Linked DNA regions of Mus musculus: all the other regions are linked to region 2. Evidence: chromatin loops called from intact Hi-C (ENCODE). Cell type or tissue: heart. All regions are shown on one strand. Region 1 has its middle 9.4 kb from the start of Gm40153. Region 2 has its middle 18 kb from the start of Gm6135. Region 3 has its middle 19 kb from the start of Gm40153.

Region 1 (2,500 bases), 100 kb after region 2:
GTTAAAAATTCAATTATATGATAACACAAAATACATAAAATTATACAAATTTATAAATAAAAAATGGTAATAATAACAATGATGCCATAGATGAAAAGCAAAAGAGAGGAGGGAGGGAGGGAAGGACAGAGGGGAGACTGGTTCTTTTCTCTTCATGGACGCTGCAGACTAATTACTTCTTACTTCAGTAAAGAGCTTCCTTCTAACCTGGTATGTTGGCATATGCCTTTAATTCCAGCACTCAGGAGCCAGAGATAGCTGTGTTTTAATCTAGTCCATATAGGAAGTTCCAGGCTAGCCAAAAGTACATAGTAAGACCCTGGGGGGAGGCAATACATATACATATGTATATGTATGTGTATGTGTATGTGTATGTGTATGTGTATGTGTATGTGTATGTGTATGTGTATGTGTATGTGTGTGTGTGTGTGTGTGTGTGTGTGTGTGTGTGTGTGTTTAAAACTCCCCCACTCCCCATCCAAAAAAAATAAAAAACAAACAAACAAACACTTCTCAGCTAATGATCTTAGGATGGATTGCAGCTTATCTATCAACTGTTATTATGCTCACAGTTATCTACACTAAAGAACTCCATTTCCCAGAAACCTGTTTCCATATCATTCAAAAATAGATTGTGCCAATGAGACATTCATAACATTTGGAAGAGAAGTCACTTTTCTCGGAGCAGCTGTTGGCAGGCGAATGAGATCATCGTTGGCCGCACTGCCTGGCTGCCGACACATCTCCCAGGAATCACCTGCTATAAGCGGGCTCTGAGATCATCAGCAAAAGTTTCCAGTGGCCACAGACACCGGCCTGAGAACAACTCTCTGCAGTGCTCCTACAGCCAGGTTCATAAGCAGTGGCTACCCTGCCGCCCTCCCTTTTCAGATCTGCTGAAAGGGAAGCTTCCAGCCCTCATCTACAGCTCTCCTATGGCGAGGGGCCAACATCTTTCTATCCAGAATATTGGAGAGATTTTTGCTCTAGACAAAATCTGAACATGCCACAATAAAAATGTTCAGTCAGTGCATTAATCCAGGGATTTAAATCGTTCATGTTTGATACTTGCTGGGCCCTGTGTTACACATGAGAGAATTCAGTGGCAAGCCAACAAGCAGCTGTCTCCACTGTGTGTCTTCATTAGCTCAGTGAAGAACAGATTATAGAATATAATGGGACCAATGAGTATACACTCTAGTGGCTCCTTTGAGGTATGACAGGACTTCTTTTCAAATGGTGTAAAATAAAAGTTGGAATGGGTACATTCTTACTATCACCACCACCAGTTCACACAAGAAAGAAATTCAAGACAAATTAAATACTACATTACAACCAACAGAAGTTTGGCAGAAACCCTGGAAGTATGACTAAGTATTTTTAATGCGTCTGAATTGTATGATACTACAATGGCATGAAGCGTGTAATAAGACAAATACTTCATCTTCATCCATGGATCATCTGCAAACTTAAAAACAGTCTTCATACATATATTTAAATCTGATATATACTTAAATTTTATTTAATTTTATATTTCAATCCTATAAATATATTTATAAGCATTTAAACCCTTAGAATTCAGTATAGAGGAGACAATATGAATGCCTCCTCTGGGTAATTCTAACCAGGAAAAGACAATGTGGAATTCATAGCCCATCAATTCAATGTGGCAGCCCATCGCTAACACATTTATCCATTTTATGTTATAAACTACTTAGTGTTAGAAACTATCGAACATTTGGGAAAATTAGTTATTTTGGTAGGAACTTGAAAAAATTGTGGATGAACAACTATCTGGCTTTAGTCAAGTGACAGTAAAACAACAAAGTTCATATAAATCTTCTTGGCTCTTTATATCTCTTCAAACCTGTGTCCCCAAATTCTCAGTATAATCAAAGGGACCTCTTGTCATCTCTGTCAGGTACTTGGCTGCCCGACGTCTGGTGACATTGCTGAGTACCAGAAGTAAGCTTTGTTCTTCACAACCAAGACTCTACCAGACATTTGACTATTAAGACATTTTGCTGCATAGTTTGTGTGCATTGCATCCTGCAGAGCATAAGAGAGGAAGATGTATGTGGTCTCTGTCCTGGGGGGTATTAACGTGGGGGTAGGAGCTCAGAGAAGCTGTAGTCCCAGGAGACAGAAGCACACACAATGAAATACAGGAATAACTACACCAAACACAGTTGGTGTGTGTTTCCCACAAGACACACCAGCAAGCAAGATCTAAAGAATGCCTTTGAAATGCTTTGTTCTAGAACCAAAGCTAGTGAGTGAAATAATCAAGAAACAGAAACAAGCTTGGGAAAGCCAGAGACGTCCACGGCTCTTCAGTCACAGGGACTGCAGAAGATTCAGGGTAGCATACAATAATGAGTGATAACACGGATGATAAAGTGATAAAATGAAACAGAATATTTTACAGATTTTATAGGCCCAATATGCTAGGGTAGGAGGTTTGAACTTTGTGCAGAATTTGAAGTCCTTGAGTATTCTA
Region 2 (2,500 bases):
TTTAGGAAATTTCATTTGAACTATACCTTCACAGATAACATACACATTGAACCCAGCCAAACACTTAACTGCTTTTCCTAATAACCAGTGTCTGATGAGTATCAAAACCTCGAGATTTAATTGGCAATGCTCTCTACCAAAGGAGTGAGCTGCTAACATGTGTTTATACACAGGAAAGGGCTCTTTACCAGGCTCTGTGAAGTCCCTGTCTCTTGCACCACTAGTGATGTATTGCCATGAAGCCTGGGTGGTCCTGTCAAGGAGCAGATGAAGTGTTTCTTCCTTACATCTAGGTAGACATTCACTGATAACTAATCACTCTCTCCTGTTCACATGCATTCCTTTGGAGATGCATTTATTCACAAGATGTTCTGCGGGCAAAAGTGTCAAGTCACGCTGGTTCTCCAACAAGAGCTGGGACAGTTGGAGGAGTAGGGGACGTCTTCAGGTTATTATTTAATTCTTTCCCTGTACTCTCGATGATGACGGCAGTGCTTTGGAGAAATCAGAACATCTGTCCACGTAGAGGCTCTTTCTGTACTATTATCACTTTTGATAACCTTATACAGTGAGAAACAGTTCTCTCCCATTTTTTGATTCACCATATCAAACTTATAAATTGTTTCAATTAAAAAGAAAATATTTGCCAAATGGCTGCTCTGTGAGCTATGTGAGGCCAGCATAGCTGAGAAGCCAAAGACCCCAGACTCCCACGCTGGCGTTGCTTCTGGCCAGAACTTATTCACCTAACAATAACTGGTAAAGATTTCTGCAGTGGGAGCTGTTTTCTTAGCAGAAGTATAACTCAGTGTATGCCAGTTAATGCTGTTCATGTAGAGCATTGCCTGCATATTTTAAAAAATGCAATTCCAATGACCTTGTTAGACACAGGAATTGAGTTTGGACTGACGTCTGACCTAGAGCTGAATTCTGCCAGTAATTCAGGACACTGGCAGAGATAGGAGAGCTGTGGCTGCTGGCATGACTGACGCCTTGGCTCAGGTTGAGAACTGACCTGCCAGGAGCTCTGTTGTTATATCTAATCAAATACATGACTAATTCATAGCTTTGAATGTACCTGAAACACTCCTGATATACACAGAATAGGATTGCTACATGACAAAACAAGAACATATTCCTAAAATACCATCATTGCCTTGGTGAATTGGTCCTTGGAAAGTTCACAATACACAACAGATGCTCACAGAATCTTTTGGGTTCCCAACATAGAAATATACTTCCAGGGCCATGATGCCAACACAGGGCAAAATCCCTGGGATTCTTTCAGTCGAGGGATTTGGTGAAACTGACTGACCTTCAGAAACATCTTGAATTTGTTACTGTTGCATAAATGGCTCAGGCTTCCCATTGCAGACTGGATTACCTAGGTAGATCATCCCTAAGACTGAAAACAAAATCCTGCATAGTCAGAGGGGTTCAGTAGAACTTGGAGCAGTCAGTGATGCAGCACAGAAATCATGTCTTCCCCCTTCTTGCCTCCTGGGCAGCTCTAGAAACTCATCTATAGGTGAATAGTAAAATGCCAGTATCTGTTTAATAGCTGAGTAGTACTCCATTGTGTAAATTTACCACATTTTCTGTATCCATTCAGCTATTAAAAAGAATGAATTTATGGAATTCCTAGGCAAATGGGTGGACCTGGAGGGCATCATCCTGAGTGAGGTAACTCAATCACAAAAGAACTCACATGATATGTACTCACTGATAAATGGATATTAGCCCAGAAACTTAGAATACCCAAGATATAAAATACGATTTGCGAAACACATGAAGCTCGAGAAGAACAAAGACCAATGTGTGGATACTTTGCCCCTTCTTGGAATTGGGAGCAAGGCACCCATGGAAGGAGCTACAGAGACAGAGTTTGGAGCTGAGACAAAAGGATGGACCATCTAGAGGCTGCCATACCCGGAGATCCATCCCATAATCAGCTTCCAAACACTGACACCATTGCATACACTAGCAAGATTTTGCTGAAAGGACCCTGATATAGCTGTCTCATGTGAGACTATGCCGGGGCCTAGCAAACACAGAAGTGGGTGCTCACAATCAGCTATTGGATGGATCACAGGGCCCCCAATGGAGGAGCTGGAGGAAATACCCAGGGAGCTGGGGGGATCTGCAACCCTATAGGTGGAACAAAAATATGAACTAACCAGTATCTCCCCCCAACCCCCAGAGCTCATGTCTCTAGCTACATATGTATCAGAAGATGGCCTAGTCGGCCATCAGTGGAAAGAGAGGCCCATTGGTCATGCAGACTTTATATGCCTCAGTACAGGGGAACACCAGGGCCAAGAGGTGGGAGTGGGTGGGTAGGAGAATGGGTGTGGGAGGGTGTGGGGGACTTTTGGGATAGCATTGGAAATGTAAATGAAATAAATACCCAATAATAATAATAAAAAAAAGCCAGTATCTGTGCTTTCAAAAGTTACAGGGTAAGAGATAGAAATAGTCCCTTGACTGTCAAGGGTTATAT
Region 3 (2,500 bases), 91 kb after region 2:
CACATCTCCTCACCTAAGACTAGGAGGCAGAGCTCTGTTTCTGGAGTCAAAAATGACACAGCCCATTTGGGATCCATTAGATCTAGCTGGGTACTAGAAAAGCACAAAAAAATGTGACATTCCCAAGCAGGAGAGAGAGAATGATGGAGAGGGAGGAGAAAGCCCAGTGGACAATAAGGAAAGGGTCTAATACTGGGGTCTGATATCAGGAAGGGGGAGGTAAGTAGCAGAACATCCAAAGGATCAGGTCAAAGTCTGAGCAGGGAGAAGTACATGGATAGCTACGGTTACCCACTGGGACCAGAAAGCCTGGAGTTCTGCAGCATCTGCTGAGTGCAGGGCGGTGCTGAGGGAATGAGAGTCTGCCAGTCTCCCCCCATTAGCCACAAGTCAATGAGGGGCCTAGAGCCTGCTTGGAACTGCTTAGTCCACCTTTGGTTACAATTTCCTTTCTTCTCCAGATACTTGAGCCAGAGAACACCAAGGACAAAATAGTTCATCATCATCATCATCATTTATTACATTTTATTATCAAAGTCAGTCACGTGGTCAGGTAGGAGGCAAAGCCAGAAGAAAAAAAATCTAATCTTTAATTCCAATTTAGTATTTCTCACTGAACTGTAGTCCCTCACTCTCTCATTTATTTCCCACCAGCTCTAGTCTGCTATTCCATCAGGAAGCCACATTGAGGAATGGATTATTAGAGAGCTAAACCAGCCTGAGAGATTTGCCTTTTCCACACCCAGTCTTTCTTCAAAGCCAACGTGCTTTCCAATTGGAAAGTCTTGGGGTCTTTAAGAAAGGAAAGAGGAAAAGTGAACACATGGAAGAGAAGACATAAGAAAACTGAACAAAGACAGCTGGCCCAATCCTGCTACCTCATGAACTCACGGTACCCACTGGGAAGCAGAGGCTCTTATGGTGGCCTAGCTGATCACAGCCAGCTAAATGCTGGCTACGCAGTAGAGTGCTAGGAGACCTTTGAAAGTTCCCCATGCCCAGGACAGTCAAATCAGAATCTCCTGTCAGGAAATCCAGGCAGAGGGATTTTCAAAGCTTCCCAGATGATTCAAATATGCAGAGTCACTAACAAGACATGTTAGCTCTCCAGGGCTCAGGTGTACCAGCTGGGCATAGCAGCTTTCTGGGGGAGGTTCTTTGACATCAATATAAAATTAAAGTAGCCATAGGAAATAAAACTATATTTTAATCATGCCTCAGATTTTATTGGATTCCCCATATTTTTTCTCTCCAGTTTTTTGGTTCTCTTTTGTGCTCCATAAAATTCTAAAGACAGAACAGTAATGCTAATAGGATGAATGCTATTAATAATTAGAAGTGGATGTCATTACTTGACCATCCTTGGTAGACTCCCTGGAGCAGAAATAAGCTATGCTCCCTTCTACTGGCTGAACTGTCAGTTCTTCCTCTCTAGTCATCCAGATGAGTACTGCCTCCATTCAAGGCTTAATCTATGGAAATCACTCTCATGGAAGGAATCTCAGAAGATGTCAGCAAGATGACAGCACTGACGTGCTCAGCACATTGTATTGCCAACACACACAAAAATCGTAAGTTGGTTGTTGCCAATGACGAAAAAGACCTGGATGACAGAACCAGATAGACAGCACAGTTCACAGAGGAGGACAGAGGGGCAAGAATTCATGCATGCATTTGGCAGTCCACAGTATTATGATGGCGTCCCTTCCTTACACAGGTGAGGACTTCTCTTTGACTCCAGTGCAGTAAACTAGACCATAGTTCAGGGCTATGTTTCACTGTGTGAGTTGGGAGGGGCAGTGTGGTGTGATGACAGTGGGACCTGAGTTGGGTGATCTCTGACAATGTGAACAAGGTTTTAAACCTCAGGTTTTTTTTTTCAATCTGGAAAATGGGAATGATGATGTCCAGCTCACATGGTTATTACAGATTAGCTTACTTTCTTGTAGCTATTCTTGGGGATTTGTGGCCTGCCGAGTTAAATTAGGGTGTCTTGCTGTTGGGACCCAAAGGCCATAGACAACATGACTTTGATACGGATATCTGGTAGAAGTCAACCAAGTAAAACATGACTGACTCGGGACATTCGGGGAGCTATGAGTTGGCACTAAACAAATGACACTAGGAGTCCTGGGAACCTCAACATCAACAGTGATGCATCCTGTTACAGAACTGTTTTGGCAGAGTTCCCACATTGTAGGATTCAATATAAAATACAGCTTTGGAGTCAGAGGCCTATGCCTGCCCCTTTGCCTTCACCATCCTGCTGTGTGTTTGCCCATAGGTCTATGTAGCTACTACTATGTGACCTGTGTGCAGCCTATCTGTGTGTAGCCTGTGTGTACTAGAAAGTTCCTGGGTACCTACCACTGCCTAGAAACCTTTGCCTAGAGTAACAGTGTAGGTATTATCTGGCATCGACTCTTCAGTTTCCCCTCAACCCTCCTGTTCAGGCAATAGAACATGAACCTTATATTTGCATGAATATGAATAAGAAGTT

Evidence for each region. A loop is a pair of places that touch in the nucleus more often than their neighbours do. Peaks named below come from ENCODE experiments on the same cell type or tissue, not always from the same donor. Only the 100,000 strongest peaks of a DNase experiment are listed, where the experiment ranks them.
Region 1: a loop joins it to region 2, with 2.2 times the contacts of the local background. A loop is called at or near these places in 2 of 42 quality-filtered maps.
Region 3: it touches region 2 in a loop (2.1-fold over the local background); 2 of 42 quality-filtered maps call a loop at or near these places.

What each region holds. Positions count from the first base shown.
Region 1 is chr3:133,671,557-133,674,056 of GRCm38, reverse strand. No RefSeq gene overlaps it. Among named protein-coding and RNA genes, the nearest start is that of Gm40153, 9.4 kb to the right of the region's middle. In heart, a CTCF peak has its summit at 1,205; a DNase peak (open chromatin) is centred at 776.
Region 2 is chr3:133,772,163-133,774,662 of GRCm38, reverse strand. No RefSeq gene overlaps it. Among named protein-coding and RNA genes, the nearest start is that of Gm6135, 18 kb to the left of the region's middle. In heart, no CTCF peak of the experiment used is centred here; a DNase peak (open chromatin) is centred at 982.
Region 3 is chr3:133,681,091-133,683,590 of GRCm38, reverse strand. No RefSeq gene overlaps it. Among named protein-coding and RNA genes, the nearest start is that of Gm40153, 19 kb to the right of the region's middle. In heart, no CTCF peak of the experiment used is centred here; no DNase peak of the experiment used is centred here.